Regions from separate parts of the Homo sapiens genome. Here region 1 is linked to region 2. A link is an interaction called in ENCODE POLR2A ChIA-PET data of the cell type or tissue named here. Cell type or tissue: GM12878. All regions are shown on one strand. Links, peaks and the distances in the headings refer to the core of each region. The heading gives the core; the rest is flanking DNA. Region 1 overlaps CD86 (CD86 molecule). Region 2 overlaps ILDR1 (immunoglobulin like domain containing receptor 1).

The links. ChIA-PET counts read pairs that join two places held together with the same protein. Peaks named below come from ENCODE experiments on the same cell type or tissue, not always from the same donor. Only the 100,000 strongest peaks of a DNase experiment are listed, where the experiment ranks them.
Region 1: POLR2A ChIA-PET joins it to region 2 with 14 read pairs; 4 of 35 experiments call an interaction of 5 or more read pairs at or near these places.

The regions. Positions count from the first base shown.
Region 1 is chr3:122,069,984-122,078,610 of GRCh38, reverse strand. The region is part of intron 1 of CD86 (CD86 molecule); the gene reads right to left. Among named protein-coding and RNA genes, the nearest start is that of CD86, 19 kb to the right of the region's middle. RefSeq lists enhancers at 783-962, 3,576-3,915. In GM12878, for the core only: no CTCF peak of the experiment used is centred there; DNase peaks (open chromatin) are centred at 824 and 3,620; H3K4me3 peaks cover 5,354 bases; H3K27ac peaks cover 4,569 bases.
Region 2 is chr3:122,010,752-122,019,378 of GRCh38, reverse strand. The region is part of intron 1 of ILDR1 (immunoglobulin like domain containing receptor 1); the gene reads left to right. Among named protein-coding and RNA genes, the nearest start is that of ILDR1, 7.2 kb to the left of the region's middle. RefSeq lists enhancers at 4,576-4,625, 6,485-6,534. In GM12878, for the core only: a CTCF peak has its summit at 5,875; DNase peaks (open chromatin) are centred at 4,418 and 6,372; H3K4me3 peaks cover 471 bases; H3K27ac peaks cover 4,566 bases.

The DNA of each region.
Region 1 (8,627 bases), core at 201-8,200, 59 kb before region 2:
ATCTTGGTCTCTGGTGCCAAGTGGGGCTAATATTGGGATGGGGCACTTGGATGGGAAGAAATATTGGGGAAGGGTCTCTGGACCAGAGAAGGGAAAGGTCAAACAGGAAAGCCAAGTAAGTCCATTGCAGAGAGGCTGCAAGAGGAGGAAATCCCCCTTCTCTGGATTTCCCACTGGCACAGGGGACTCAGGCGAGGCGAGCTGACATCTTTGGACTGCTTCTTCTAGAGCAGAGGCTGCTCGGAGACCCCAGCACCCCAAAGCCAAGAACAGCTGCCAATTATTTGGTAAGTGGCACCTTCTATTTCCTGCCTATTTTGTCTCTTAGCTCACGAAAAACAGATGAAGGGATCTGGCAGGAAGAGACAGATTTTTGTAATATCCCACCTCCAATGTAGTCAATCTGAGAAGCAAACCTGATGGTCAGAGGTTTTAAGCATGCTCTCTGCAATCCCTTTTACTCATTCTCTGGCCGGCCATTAGCACATCAGCATTTCTGCCCCAGATGCAGCTTGCAGCTTTATCTCATGCCACTCCCTAGGCGTCTGAGCCTCCACAAACATACCTGTCACAAATGCCTGTCCACTGTAGCTCCAAAAAGAGACCAGATGCATAAGCACAGCAGCATTCCCAAGGAACACAGAAGCAAGGTGGTAAGAATAAACCAAAAGGAGTATTTGCGAGCTCCCCGTACCTCCTAAGGCTCCTTGTAGAGAGAGAAATAATGCCAGGACTGACGGTAGAACTCAAATACAGAAAGGGGAACTGACTAGAGAAACAACACCACAGCCAGGGACAGTGCTCTTGCTTGGTTCCAAATAACTTCTGCCGGCAGGTGGGCATTTCCACTGATGAGAATGACTACAAACGTACCCTCGGAGCATGAGTGTAAAGCCCTGGGAAACCCCCAAAGGGAGCCCCATCCACAAACATGACAAAGACACCTTCCCTGACAGATTCCCAGAGATCCCAGAGTACACACAGCCTTTGAAGCCCATAGATGAAAATGCAGTTCAGTTCAACAAATGTGGGCAACCATGTGACAGGCACTGAGCTCCACGGGGCTTCAGAAGACAGCCTTCAATGAGTGAGGGCAGAGAGGCCATGTGCTTCACTTCTAGCCCTTCCCCAAAATCATTCATTAAGTACATCTCTCCACCCATCCTGTTAGAAGGCAATTGACATACACAACCTTCATTTTCAGATGATCCTAATCTAACCCCAATTGTATGAATCTAGAATGTTTCTGTTACCTTGGTACACTATTCCTGGAAGTGGGTGGTACTCTTGAGTTTGGCTACAAGTCATAAGCAGAAGTGGGAAAGGTGTGTAAATGCCCAGTAGATTTCTCCAAACCTAGTGCTTCAGCGGGGACAGGTTTCACTCGTATGTGATCCTCCCCCAGGTGCATGCCTCCTTTTTCTGCCCTGATCAGGCACTGCAAAGTCCTCTGCTCAGTGTGGGGGACATTTATGTGCCTCTGAGGTCTGTGGCACTTGAGCTTCAAAAGAGAGAAGCAGCACCCTCTGGGCATGCCTCCCTGATCTCTTGGAGGCTAGCTGTGTCCTGTGAAGCAGGAGACATTAAAAGTGACAAAGTGACAGTTTGTTGTTGACAGGGTTGGGGAGGCTCATCCACACAAAAGCGTGTGGTGCAAGGGAAGGGGTGTGGGTTTGGAACTGGTGGTCCGAAGTCCAGTCCTGGCTTGACCACTGGACCCTGGGCCAGTTATTGAACATGTTTGAATGTCAGTCTTCTCACTTATGAAATGTGACTCATAATCACTTCTTTGCTGCATTGTTGTGAAAAACAAAGGAAACCTTGCCTGTAAATCATGTGGCAGAGTATGCCAAGTAGTTATTTCATCTTCATTATTACTTTCCTGTTTTCTTTTCAGACTTTCCCAATTCTTACTTTGACCTTTGCACAAAGATCTCCCTTCTGTCACTACAGAGGTCTGTAAACAGGCCTGTAAAACCCTTCACCTTTCACCCAGGGCTTCTCAAACCCACAGGGCTCCCCCAGGGTCCAGGGTCTTGACTCACAGGGTCATCACTTCCTCTCAGCCATTCTATGTTCAGACCTTGGAAATTTCATCCTTCATACAGATAGATCCCACCTGGGGTTTTCCTCTGGATTTTACAATCACAGATTTTGCTGTTGTTTGAAAGGGTTCATTTGATTTTCTTATTGTGACATATGATCAATTACCCACCTATCAGAGCACAGGGGAAGTAACTCATATTTCACTTAATTTTCATGTTTCCTTCTTTTCCTTGTACTCAGCAGTCCAAATATAAGACAGGCTAAATTGAAAGGCTAGCTATCAAAATATTTGGAGTAGTATTCCCCAAACTTTCATCATTCTAGCTACTAGTACCACTTCATACTCATGTAAAATCTGTTTCATTATTTATATAGTATTTTTATAACATACTTTAAGTAAATCTATTTAGAAAAAAATCTTTGTGTTAATACTAAATTAGAAAGCAGTATCATTTTCCATAAACAGATCAGTAAAAATAACATATCACACTGCACTTTGGAGTCATAGAGACCTGTGTTCAAACCCTGCTCCACTACTTAATGCCTGTGTGTTCTTGGGGCAGTTATTTAACCTCTCTGAGCTTTGGCTTCCTCACAGAAGTAATACTAAATATCTCATAGGCATGTCATGACGGTTAAATAACATGGCATATATATGGTGCTTAGCACAGATCCTGGCAATAGTAGGCTCTTAAAAAACAAGTTGTTTTATTGTTTTCCCTTCCATAGCACTTCTTTAATCTACTTATTTCAGTTCCTATTTAGAGCAGCCTCCTCCAATGCTGTAACGTAGAATGATATTAAAAGGAGTAAAGAGAGATGAATGGTGAGGCAGGCAGCAGAAATGAGGGGGTGATATGGTGTCATGGAATTCTCTTATTCTCCAACTTAGCTAGAGTTGCTGGACTGTAAGGGACCTCAAAACTCATCATTCCAGTCTCTCACTCAAGCAAGGACCCCTTCAGTGTCATGACAGATGCGTGTCTAGCCTGTGCTTTCTTACTTGTCAGGTTGGGAAATTCACTATTAGAAAAGAGAGTTAACAGAAAAATGTCTTTTTTATAAATAATCCCCAAACTACTGCCACTCACTCCTCCAATCCATAAGTACCAGCTACTTGTCTCTGTCCTGTTTTCTAGAACTACCAGAACATATTATTTTATCCTTTTATATAAACCCTTCCAAATAGCTGAAAGCTGATTTTGTAAATTTTATTAATAGTCTCTCCTCTCAGCTAAATACTACAGTGTTCTCAACTGCCCCTCATGTCGATAGTCTCTAGGACCCTCACCCATTGGCAGCTCTGCCACCAGCACCCTTCTCCCTGAGTCAGTCAACCTACCTCCTAGCAGAGAAGGCTCTCAGGGCAGAACAGGCAGTGAACAAGATCACTTTTGTTAAAGAGTCAGAGATTGAATTAGCCTTTCAACAGTTGCAGGGGGTTGCTGACCACGGCTTTTTTTTTTTTCACATGTCAAGTCATATCGCAACCCCCTTGCCCCATCTTGTTTGTGTGACAGGCCAGCAGTCAGCCAATCAAAATTCCTCTGACTCCCACATATGTCATCAGAGCCAAGGGTGGAGTGGGGCCAACCGTGATGGTGGTCAACAGTGTTGTCCTTGGCTGACCAGAGGCCGAGCCCAGTGGAGAAGATCAGTTCCTTGTGTTTGGTGAGGAGGAAGTTGCTGAGGTTACTTCAGAAACTGCTTTCTGTGTGGGGCTGCTTCCTCCACTGCCTCATTCTCCAACGCTCTCAGGACTGAAGAGGCCAAGGCTGCAAGTAGAAGCAACCAGAGGAGGACAGGCTACACACAGTAGCTGGTGTGTGTGGGTGTGGAAGTTGACCTCACCAAACTTCACCAGAGAGAGTCCCCTGAGGACCACACAGTCAGGATCTACTCCATGTGCCAGAGCCAGAAACCCGTGGGAGTCTAGAAACATCTGAACATTTAGCTGAGTTTTCCAATTTCAGCCATCTGTTTGTTGTTATATGGAAGTGGCCTCCTGCGGCCAGTGGTCAAGTCTAAAAGCACTCTAGGAGGCGGTGCTGATGGTAGTTCTAATACAGAATAGTTTCCACAAATAATTAGAGCAGCATTATTTATTGAAACGTTAATTAGTGTTTGTTTTCTAAGCTTTCTTGATGCAAGGGGGAAAGCAGAAGAGATACAAGTTCAAAGGTTCATCCAGACTTTTGTGAAAGCCCATGGAAGAGATGATACCGGTGGCTTAGAGGTGAAAAGAGAGGAAGAGAGTGCTTTTGAAGTGCAAGAAGAAGGGAGGGCAGGGGATGGTTGTCTGGGTCCTGTGAGCAGTAGAAACCCAACTGCCCCTCCATCAGTGCTCCCGAGGGGGTAGCAACCTCAGGTGTGATGGCTCATGCCTAGAAAGGCAGCATGCTTTGCTCATGGGGCCCAGCATCAGTAGATATTCTCATTCCCCACTGTGGCATGGGGGCAGGGAGCTGCCGGACTTCACAGACCACTATGGGCTCAGATAGTAAGGGTGCCAATGGCAACCAGGACAGACTAGGGACTTGAGGCCCTTCCATCATTTTCCAGTTACCAGGTGAACTTCTTGAATTCTGACTGGGCTGCAGGAAAGGAAGGAGACTCCTGCATGACCCAGTTACAGTCTCTTTTTCAACTGGCAGGATTGAGGCTCACCAGTGGGATTAAGTTGAGTTAAAGGAAATTTTCAAAGTGATGATTTCATATATACTTGGATTCATGGACAGAAATTCATATCCTATGCATAATATAATCTATGTGAGAAGGGCCAGGATTTCACCGTAAACACAGTTCCTGAATTATTCTTAATTTAGAAGTGATGCAGCTCAGGACTGGGTTGTCTTCTTACTCCCAGCCCTGCTGCACAATTGCCAATAAAGGAGGATTGTCAACCACAGCCCCCAGGACTTGACACTCCCCTTTAATTAAACCCTGCTGGGTCCATAGTTCCCTGACATCACCTGAGAGTGAACATAAGACATTTGCAATAAATTTTTATTTTTACTGCTACTGTAAATTGTATTTTTAAAACCCTTCCTCCTTAAAGCAGAAACATGTATCAACCATTATATGAATAAAAAGACACGCCAAAGATTGGGGAAAAAATATTTGCAAAAGATATATCTGATAAAGGGCTGGTATCCAAAATACACAATGAACTCTTATAACTCAAAGATAAAAGAACAAACAGCCCAATTTAATAAGGAGCAAAAGATCTGAACATATACCTCACCAAAGAAGGTACACGGACAGCAAATAAGCATATGAAAAGGTGGTCAGCATCATACCTCATTAGAGAATTGCAAATTAAAACAGTAAGATACCACTACACATCTAGTAGAATGGCTAAAATCCAAAAATCTGACAATACCAAATGCTGCTGAGGATGTGGAGCAATGAGGCTTCCTGTTGCTCCACATCCTCAGCAGCATTTGGTATTGTCAGATTTTTGGATTTTACCCATTCTAGTAGATGTATAGTGACAGAGCCCTCAGAAATAAGGCCGCATATCTACAACTATCTGATCTTTGACAAACCTGAGAAAAACAAGCAATGGGGAAAGGATTCCCTGTTTAATAAATGGTGCTGGGAAAACTGGCTAGCCATATGCAGAAAGCTGAAACTGGATCCCTTCCTTACACCTTATACAAAAATCAATTCAAGATGGATTAAAGACTTAAACATTAGACCTAAAACCATAAAAACCCTAGAAGAAAACCTAGACATTACCATTCAGGACATAGGCATGGGCAAGGACTTCATGTCTAAAACACCAAAAGCAATGGCAACCAAAGCCAAAATTGACAAATGGGATCTAATTAAACTAAAGAGCTTCTGCACAGCAAAAGAAAATACCATCAGAGTGAACAGGCAACCTACAAAATGGGAAAAAATTTTTGCAACCTACTCATCTGACAAAGGGCTAATATCCAGAATCTACAATGAACTCAAACAAATTTACAAGAAAAAAACAAACAACCCCATCAAAAAGTGGGCAAGGGATATGAACAGACACTTCTCAAAAGAAGACATTTATGCAGCCAAAAGACACATGAAAAAATGCTCACCATCACTGGCCATCAGACAAATGCAAATCAAAACCACAATGAGATACCATCTCACACCAGTTAGAATGGCAATCATTAAAAAGTCAGGAAACAACAGGTGCTGGAGAGAATGTGGAGAAATAGGAACACTTTTACACTGTTGGTGGGACTGTAAACTAGTTCAACCATTGTGGAAGTCAGTGTGGCGATTCCTCAGGGATCTAGAACTAGAAATACCATTTGACCCAGCCATCCCATTACTGGGTATATACCCAAAGGACTATAAATCATGCTGCTATAAAGACACATGCACACGTATGTTTATTGTGGCACTATTCACAATAGCAAAGACTTGGAACCAACCCAAATGTCCAACAATGATAGACTGGATTAAGAAAATATGGCACATATACACCATGGAATACTATGCAGCCATAAAAAATGATGAGTTCATGTCCTTTGTAGGGACATGGATGAAATTGGAAATCATCATTCTCAGTAAACTACCGCAAGGACAAAAAACCAAACACCGCATGTTCTCACTCATAGATAGGAGTTGAACAATGAGAACACATGGACACAGGAAGGGGAACATCACACTCTGGGGACTGTTGTGGGGTGGGGGGAGGGGGGAGGGATAGCATTAGGAGATTTACCTCCTAATGCTAAATGATGAGTTAATGGGTGCAGCACACCAACATGGCACATGTATACATATGTAACTAACCTGCACATTGTGCACACATACCCTAAAACTTAAAGTATAATAAAAAAAAAATAAAGAAAAGAATGCAAAATGGTAAAACTACTTTGGGATATAGTTTAGCAGTTTCTTAAAAAAGTAAATATACTCTTACCATATGATCCAGCAGTCACACTTCTAGGTATATTTACTCAATTGAATTGAAGACTTATGTCCACACAAAACCTACACGTGAATATGTATAGCCACTTTATTCATAATTAGCAACTAAGATGCCCCTCAGTTGGTAAAGCTGTGGTATATCCAGACAATGGAATATTATGTGGTAATAAATAGAAATGAGCCATCAAGATGTGAAAAGACATGGAGAAAACTTAAATTCATATTGCTTAATGAAAGAAGTCAATCTGAAAAGGGTACATACTGTATGATTCCAAAGATAGAACATTCTGGAAAAGGCAAAACTGTGGAGACAGTAAAAAGATCAGTGGTTTCCAGGGGTTGGGGAGGGGTGGGAAGGGTCAACAGGCAGAGCACAGGGGATTCTTAGGGCAGTGAAGCTATTCTGTATGATACTATAATGGTGGATACATGACATTGTGTATTTGTCAAAATCCATAGAACTGTACAACCCAAAGAGAGAAACTTAATGTAAATTATGGGCTTTAAATAATAATAATAATGAAGCAACAATGGCTTGATCGTAAGAAATACATCACACTAATGCAAGATGGTAAAAATAGGGGAAATTGTGTTCCACAAAGGGAGTAGATGGGAATTCTCGTACTATGTGCTCAATTTTTTGAAAATCTAAAACTGTTCTAAAAATAAGTAAAGTCTGTTAATTAAAAAAAAACACACATGCTAACCACATACACGGATTTCTGGTAAAGTAACTAAATTAATAATGTGACATTTTAGAGGGCTGCTAGACTAGTGGGAAAGAAAATTAGCATCAATTTCACAGTCCACATGTTCACTTCCCTATGTTGCACCCTTGGAATCAATGCTATACATAGAACGTTGCTGCAAAAAGTCTCCTTTTGTATTTCTGCCTTTTATTTTGACACTTTCTGCATTTTTCTGGTGCAGAACCCTAGACTTTTATGTCAATTCCTTAGGTAAATTAAAGAAAAGGCCCCAGTTTTCTAAGGGCCAGATCAATTTTTAAAAATAGCTTTCAGTTCCATGTTTCTGAAGGAACATTCTTAGAAATGTAATGAGTTTCTTGTTTCTTTGAGGGGCGATACAATTTTAACTTGTACTTTAAAAGCAAATTTTACATAGTTAAGCATTAGAAGTTGAGTATTTTTCTTTGTGTGAGCCAAAATTTTGCATTTATACCATACCAGTGAGTTACCGAGGTGGGGTAGGATGGACCCTCACTCTCATAACCTCTAACATGTCCTCCACTCCCATCCTAGGCTGGCTTTTTCTGCCTCCCTAGCTGCCCTGGGGAATCTTCTTTTATTTACTTTCTCATGATGCAAATTCACACCTACCATTCATGCATGCTAAGGAAGAGGCAATGTGTATTGTTTTCTTGCATTCGATCAATTTCTGAACCCAGAAACTAGGACCCAGGGACACATTTTTGTCTAGATGTCTTCAAGCAAGAAGTCAGAAAGGCAAGGGACACCAAGAGGTATTTTCAGGATTCTACAAGTGAATGCAGAAGACTGTCTGTCTTCACTATCTCTCAAAATCACATGGTGGCTTCAGCAGCAAAATACACTTATTTGAATTGAAGACTGAATTTGCTTATATTAAAAGGTAGGTTCAGGAAAAAATTGTCAAAAGGGTAAGCATTAGGGTGTATG
Region 2 (8,627 bases), core at 222-8,221:
TAAAATGGAAGCAAAATGATCACAAAAATTTTATTACTAAGTTGAATAAAATAATAACAATGGATATTACATATTATCTTACTGATATTAAAATTCATTTAAAAAATCATCCCCACATTAACAATATCACAAGTGATATGTGAATATCTGCTCCTTAAAACATTAAAATAAGGCTAAAGTAAGTACCATTGTTGGCTAATAGCTCTAGTTGCCTTCATCCAATGTCAAAGTTTATTCTCAGAATGAAAGTTTAGTGTCCCTGCCGATCCCCCAAACTCTAAAAGGATGTGTGTCATTTCTGCTTTAGTGAATTTTTTTTAACATCACAGTGTGGTGTTAACTTGCAGATCCACACAGCTATCAACTTGTATTATCATTCTTTGGGAAATCAGACAACCGACCCCTAAGTAAGAATATCCTTAGAGAGACAGCATCTAGAACAGTAATTTTTCCTGGGTGGTGGGGGTGGACGTATGGACCATACCGTAGACTTAATGAAATCTTACAAAGTTCCCTGATATATCTCAGGGTGAGGGGGTATGGGTGATGGATGGGAGACTGTCCACTCAGCTGCTCCCTTGTCTCCTTGGGAGCTCCTGAATACCTCCCCAGAATCCCAGAGCTCTGTTGAACACAGGTAGAAATCACTCCCAGCCTTTATCTTCCCCTCCCAGCCAGTTTTACAGATAAGGAAATCTGGACCCAAGTCATGTGTCTCAGGTTGACAGAGTGGAGTTAGTTTGAGAACTGGGACCAGAACCCTGGTGTCTTCACCCTTTCTCCATTGCTCTCTCTCCTATTTCATACTGTGGAGCAGGTTTTTTGTTTGTTTGTTTGTTTGTTTTAATTATACTGGGTTACATGTGCAGAACGTGCACTTTTGTTACATAGGTATACACGTGCCATAGTGGTTTGCTGCACCCATCAACCCATCACCTACATTAGGTATTTCTCCTAATGTTATCCCTCCCCTACCCCCCCCCCACCCCAACAGGCCCTGGTGTGTGATGTTCCCCTCCCTGTGTCCATGTGTTCTCATTATTCAACTCCCACTTATGAGTGAGAACATGCGGTATTTGGTTTTTTGTCCTTGTGATAGTTTGCTGAGAATGATGGTTCCCAGCTTCATCAATGTCCCTGCAAAGGACATGAACTCATCCTTTTTATGGATGCATAGTATTCCATGGTGTATATGTGCCACATTTTCTTAATCCAGTCTATCATTGATGGACATTTGGGTTGGTTCCAAGTCTTTGCTCTTGTGAATAGTGCTGCAATAGACATATGTGTGCATGTGTCTCTATCGTAGAATGATTTATAATCCTTTGGATATATGCCCAGTAGTGGGATGGCTGGGTCAAATGGTATTTCTAGTTCTAGATCCTTGAGGAATCACCATACTGTCTTCCACAATGGTTGAACTAATTTACACTCCCACCAACAGTGTAAAAGCGTTCCTATTTTTCCACAACCTCTCCCGCATCTGTTGTTTCCTGACTTTTAATGATCACCATTCTAACTGGCATGAGATGGTATCTCATTGTGGATTTGATTTGCTTTTCTCTAGTGACCAGTGATGATGAGTATTTTTTCATATGTCTGTTGGCTGCATAAATGTCTTCTTTGGAGAAGTGTCTGTTCATATCCTTTGCCCATTTTTTGATGGGGTTGTTTGCTTTTTTCTTGTAAATTTGTTTAAGTTCTTTGTAGATTCTGGATATTAGCCCTTTGTCAGATGGATAGATTGCAAAATTTTCTCCCATTCTGTAGGCTGCCTGTTCACTCTGATGATAGTTTGTCTTGTTTAATTGAATTCTAGTATACAGAAATAGAAACAGGTGTCTGCTTCCTGGATGTCTAACTAAATGCTAATGTTTAAACATCTTGCCCCAACAACAATGCAGTGAAACAAGCCGTTGGGTGATTAGTGTACAGTCTACCTGGGTTTCTTTTACCATAATAATTTATTTCATTATCTGAAGTCCTTGGTGGAAAATAAAATTGTGTGTTTTAAGAATTGAGAAGACTCTGGCCGGGCACGGTGGCTCACGCCTGTAATCCTAACACTTTGGGAGGCCAAGGCAGGTGGATCATTTGAAGTCAGGAGTTCAAGACCAGCCTGGCCAACATGGCGAAACCCCTTCTCTACAAAAAATACAAAAATTAGCCCAGCGTGGTGGCAGATGCCTGTAATCCAAGCTACTCGGGAGGCTGAGGCAGGAGAATCAATTGAACCCGGTGGGGCGGAGGTTGCAGTGAGCCGAGATCGCGCCATTTCACTCCAGCCTGGGCAAAAGAGACCCCTTCTCAAAAATAAATAAATAAAATAAAATAAAGAATTGAGAAGACTCTGGCCATGTCCCCAGTTCTTTCTAGATCTCCCAATCTGCAACTCTTGAGATAAGGAGGGATCAGAGGAAAGCAATTTTGACACTTTCTTTATTTCTCATAACCAGGTAATCACTGAGTTCTGTTACTTAGTCCCAGGATCTGCCCCTTCTTTTCTATTTTGGGTGACAATTCTTATACTAGCCTACTTTAAGCATCTTCTTGCCTCTAGTCCTGCTACTTCTGTCTACTTCCAACCATTCTCTATGCAGATGATAGGTTAAACCTACCTGAGTTAATCATTCCCACTTTCATTTTAATCTTCCATCCAAAGAAGCTCCATTAGATCCCTATAGCTTATGAGACTGGGCTAAAGCTCTTTGTTTGAAATTCAAGGCCAACTAATTCTGGGCTCACTACTTTGGGAAGCCTTGTCCCCCCAGATACAGGCATGGTCTTATTGTATAACCTTTCTCCTCAACACACACCCTTCTTTCTTGCTTTTTGTCTGGCTGTACTAGACATGGTTAATGTTAACCATTTTTTTGAACTTTTAGGGCACTTAAAATTTGTTCCAAGCAATTTAGTCTATCTTGCATGAATGTATCTGTTCTTTTGTTTAGCAAATGTTTAATGTGCACTTGGTGCAAGACCTCGTGCTGGCAAACAAAAGCCATCATGGCCCTGGCCCCCGTGGTGCTTATTGTCTAAAGGGAATTCAAGTGAATGTAGAAATACAACTGTGACAAGGCCAGGAAAGAAGGATACAAGGTACCACAAGAGCACTTAGTAGATGGATTTTGCTCAGTCAGAAGACCCTCCCTGAAGGGATGATGCATGAGTACTGAGGAACGATGAATTCAAACCAAAGTAATAGCATCTGCAAGACTGCTGGATAGGAGCTTAGTGTGTATGAGAGATGAGAAGAATGTTAGCGGGACTGAGTGAAGGAAGCCACAGGAAGAGTGGTGGAGTTGAGGCCAGAGAAGTGGGTAGGACCAGATGTGCATGGCTGCATGGGTCATGGTAGGAAGTTTTGTGTTTATCTTAACAGAAATGGACAGCTGTTAGAGGTTTTTAAGGAGGAGGAATTGGGAGACTAACAGCAATGTGGAATCCACCTAGCAGGGGGAACCAGAGCATGCATGAGTACAGTACTAGGTAAGCACAGGTGATATGGAGGCTGGACATAATAGTAGCTTGTGCTAGGATAGTAGTGAAATTGGAGAGAGAGAGAGATTCTGGAAATATTTCGGCGATAAATAAGCCCAATCTGATTGTAGACTGTGTATTAGTCCGTTCTCATGCTGCTATAAAGAACTGCCTGAGATTGCATAATTTATAAAGGAAAGAGGTTTAATTCACTTACAGTTCTGCAGGGCTGGGGAGGCCTCAGGAAACTTATAATCATGGCAGAAGGGGAAGCAAACATGTCCTTCTTCACATGGTGGCAGGAGAAATGATTGCCCAGTGAAGGGGGAAGCTCCTTATAAAACCACTGGATCTTGTGAGAACTCACTATCATGAAAATAGAATGGGGAAACCACCCCAAGATTCAATTATCTCCACCTGGTCCCTCCAACAACACATATGGATTATGGGAACTACAATTCAAGATGAGATTTGGGTGGGGACACAGCCAAACCATGTCAGACTGTATATGAAGAGCAAAGGAAAAAAAGATACCAGGATGATTCCTTCCTAGTTTTTGGTCTTTTCCATTCACTGAGATGGGAAATGTGGGAGAGGCCCAAGTTTGTATGGAAGGATGATGATTTAGATTTTGGGCTTGATTTAGAACTTGAAACAACCAAGAAGAACTATCAGGAGCATTTGGATACATGTGTCTGTTTTAGTCCCTTATTGTACAGGAGTAAGATTTAATATTCAATGCTCTCGTAGTTTCTGATCAATGCTTTAAAACTCATCCATGACAGGAACTACTTTGTCTGTGTGTTTACTTGTTTATCATTGACTCTCCTACCAGGAGCACAAGTTCCAAGAGTGCAGGGACCTGTATCTCTTATTTTCTACTAATGACTGGCTCAGAGTGTGTACTCAATAAATGAATGAATGTGTGTGTTCTGGTCATGCCTAAATTTGCATGTGCTCTGAGATTAGTGTGTGGAGACATGAGTCACTAACCTGGGTGAATGACTTTGGGAAACCCCAAGCATCTGCCCCTCAACCAGGTCTTGGCCTCTCCCCCGGTAACCAAAAGGATGTTAAGTTCAAACCACCTGAGTGGCTATTTATTTCACTTAGTAGTTTATCAAAAAAAAATTTAAAGATTGATATTTTCCTCTTTTGAATAGGTTGTGGTGAAACATGGGACTGTCACTGGCTATTTATGGGAATATACATTTCTTTCCTGAAGTATCTATTCGAATAGAAAAGGTTTATTCCCTTTAACTCACTTTGAGATATATATTCTACTGGAATAAAAGAACGCATGTGAAGACGTACTTATATAATCATATTCATTTCAGTAATTAATGCCAGCATTGCTTATAATACTTAAAAGTCAGAAACAACCTAAATGTCCATAATTTGGAAAATGTGTAAATAAAAGTGGCTCATTGATGGAGTGAAATGTTCATGCAGTTACTAAAAAAAAATAGATCTGCATATACTGATATACAATATATCATTAGTTTGAAGAAAAAGTCACAAATCAATGTACATAATATGATTAATTTAAAAAAAACAACATAGGAAAAGATGTGAAGGGATGTAGACCAAATTGTCAACAGCAGTACCTCTGGAAAGTGGAATTCATGGTGAGCAAGGAGGAACTTTTTACTTGATACCCCCTCCACTGTTTGAAGTTTCTCACTTATTTATTTTGTATTAACAAACAAAAAGGAAGAAGAGCTTCTGTACAAAATGATTAAAATAAATTTGTGAATGTCCCTTAAGTGCGTGAATATTCCTCAAAGGGTTAAATCTCAACCATTTAGAAAACTTATCCAGAAGACATGGTAGTGTAGTGGAGGTCTAAGCTTAAATCCAGCTTTGCTACTTTCTAGCTGTGTGGCCTTAAGCAGATTACTTAATCTCTCAGAATTTTCCTCATCAATGAAATTGAGAGAAAGTAAAGCTTATCTCATCAGTTTCTTGCAAAGGTTAAATGAGATAATGTATAATAAAACACCCAATACCGTGTCAAACAACATAGTAAGTGCTCAGCACATAGCACTTTCCTTCTCGGGGTGCTGCACTGTTAAGTGTTGCATGCCAGACCTTGGGTAAACACACAGTACCTAGACATCATTCCGCTCCCCACCCATCTGCTTTCCTGGTCTCCTCTCTCTGCTCTCCCTATCCTTTCCTTCTTGTTCGTGACCACTCCCTCTTGTCTTTGTCTCTTCTTGTCCATAGCTAGTCACTTCTTGTCTTGCTCCTTCTTGTTCATAGCTAGTCCCTCTTCTCCTTGATTCCGCTCATATTTGCACTGTTATCTGAGGAAATGTAACAGGCACTGATGGTAAATATGCTTGGTGAGATAGCCTGCTCAGCCATAAACTCTGATAGCATTGAACCTGTGTGCATTTTGTTAACCTGCCACATGGAGTCAGGGTGCTTGTATACCTGAAAAACACTCAGGAATCAATTCCTGTCAGTCCCAGGCCACTGCCCCTTGCCGGCAAAGACCTGCCTTCACCCTCCTGCCTACCATCCCTTCCAAGCAGGCCTGTTCATAGGAAAGGAGGGGAAGTGCCATCTAGTCCTTCAAAATAGTTCTTAATTTTAAAAATATTTTAAAATATATACCTGTATTCCTATACTGTGTGAGTATCTTCTACAAACTAAAACTCCTTCTTGCCAAATCTAATACTACACAGGAAATGAGGAATAAAAAAATGTGCAAAGATGTGCATGTATTTAGGAACAGATGACATTTAGTTGTAAAGATACTCTGCCCTGGTTGGTGTGTTTCCTTCTGTTTTAGTGTAGGATGGTAGTCCCCACTCAGCACAGCAGCCTGGCCTTGGAAAGTACCTGATGGCGGGAATCAGAGAATCCCCTTCCCCTTCTCTCCTTCCCATGAGCTCTGATATCTCATCTGAAGTTTCCTTTCTACCCATGTGACAGGTCTCCTTCCCTTCTTTCACAGAGCCTGGCAAGCTGTGAATGAGTCCACCAGGGTACAAAGCTATGAAACTTTTGAAGCTTTTGAGGCACCAACTCATTTTGCAAAGAGAAGACAATCATGATAGTTTACATTTGTATCATTTTTTCAAAATGCTTTTACATGCTAGTCTCAGTGGATCTGGAACTCCTGAAGTAGTCAAGATAAGTACAAATGATACAAATGATAGCTTAGGTTTGTTGAATGTCTATATGTGCCAGGCTCTTTGCTAAATGGGGGACATTTTTTTATGCTCACCACAACCCTCTGAGGCAGGTATTATCTTCATCTCAGTTTTGCATACAAAGGAAAACAATAGTTTGGAAATAACTTGCTAGGTCAACTTCTGACTCTAACCAAATTCCCTTTTCTGACCCCCAGCAACTAATGTTGACTAGAGTGTTTAATAAACTGCTGTTTATATTACATTACCATTCAGCTGTTAGGGATTGGAGACAGAATCTGAACTCAGGGAGTCAGGTTCTAGAATTAACATTTTTGAGAGAAAATGATAGAGACAGCTAGGAAATGAGGAGTCAATGAACTGGGGAGGAGAAAATTCCACAGGATAAAGGAATTTTAAGAATAGAAAAAAAATTAAGAATTTGAAAACTTGTAGTAAGCCTGAAAGAGCAAAGTTGCAACCAGGATGACTACAATCAGGACGTTTCTCTTTTTTGATCCTGTTCACATTTTCAGCCTGATTTGCTGCTTTGGGTCCTTTCTTGAAAACTCCACCTGCTTAGTTCTGTGCATGCCCAGTGTGGTTAGGTTTACAGAGAAGTTAGAGGATATAGGAAAAGAAAGTGGGTGATTTTTGCCTTTGAGATGGACTGTCTTGCTACTGCCTTTCCTTCCCAATCTGGAAAATCTGACTGCTTTTTAAGAGCCTGGCGCCTGACTTCTACTTTGGAAGATCAAGCTTGCTTGCTTGGGAAAAATTGGGATTTGTTGTCAGCAAGGCCCAAGCTCAAATCCTGATGCTGACACTTTTTAGGTATGTGATGTTGGACACGTGGGGGTGTGGCTTATACTCTGAGCTGAACTTCTGCCCACCTATATGAGCAGGGCTGTTGCCTAGCTGAGGGGGTTTGTGAGATTTAGAGACCAAGAATGTACATCACCCGGTGCATAATAGATGCTAAGGACCCACAGCAACAACTGAGATATGGGAGAAGAGTTTGCTGGGTTGTTCAGTACCTCTTCTCCTGGGACTCTTCCCGTGTGTGTGTGTGTGTGTGAAAGAGAGAGAGAGAGAGAGAGAAAGAGAGACAGGGCAGGGGGTGGACGTTTGAGGTCTGCACAGGATGCTGTGGGGCTGGCTGGCAGACCCCTGGAGAGAGTGTGAATGAGCTCAAGATGGCCAGAACTTGTTGAACCTGGCAGATATCAAGGCTTGATATTCACACAGGGATGAAATAGAAGAGAAGATAAAAGAGTACCCAAGCAGCAAAGTCAGTGCTGACGTTGGTAAAGGTGAGTTTTGTCACCCCAAATGTGGTTTGTCCACAATAAGGGCATTCATGGAAGGGGAGCTGAGTGATCACCTTTCTCCCCATTTCCCCTCCTCAAGGGTGTCAGATTCTGCAATCTTCAAAGCTACCCCACAGCAATTTCTGACTCTAACCAAATTCCTTTTTCTGACCCCCAGCAAACCTGGTCTCCCTGCTCCCAAATGCGCTACCTCTATACAGGTGATATTGACTAGAGTGTTGATTAAACTGCTATTTATATCAAATTACATTCAGCCAAATAAGGAGCCTACATGTTCTTTATTTTACTGTGTCAGAGTGACTGCACCAGTTATATTTTAATTATTGCTCACATAGCCTGGCCCCCAGCTCAAATTATTTGCAAACTTGTGAATACCAATTATCTTTTATTTAAAGAATAGCCAAGCTGAGAGGCAGGAGCACTGCTCAGGGACAGAATCTCGACTCTGACCCCCTTAGAAAAAACGAATGACCACAGACAAGTCCCTTAAATTTCCAAGCCTCAGATTTGTTGTACAGGAAGTGAGCACAGCTAATCTTCTCCCAGGTATCACATTTAGTATATAAAAGAATATATTTGAAGATGCTGTTGAACCTAAGATTTTATTTAGACCAATATCAGTGTTTTCCTCTCTCTTCTCATCGGTATGTGTGTTATGGAACAAAATAAGCCA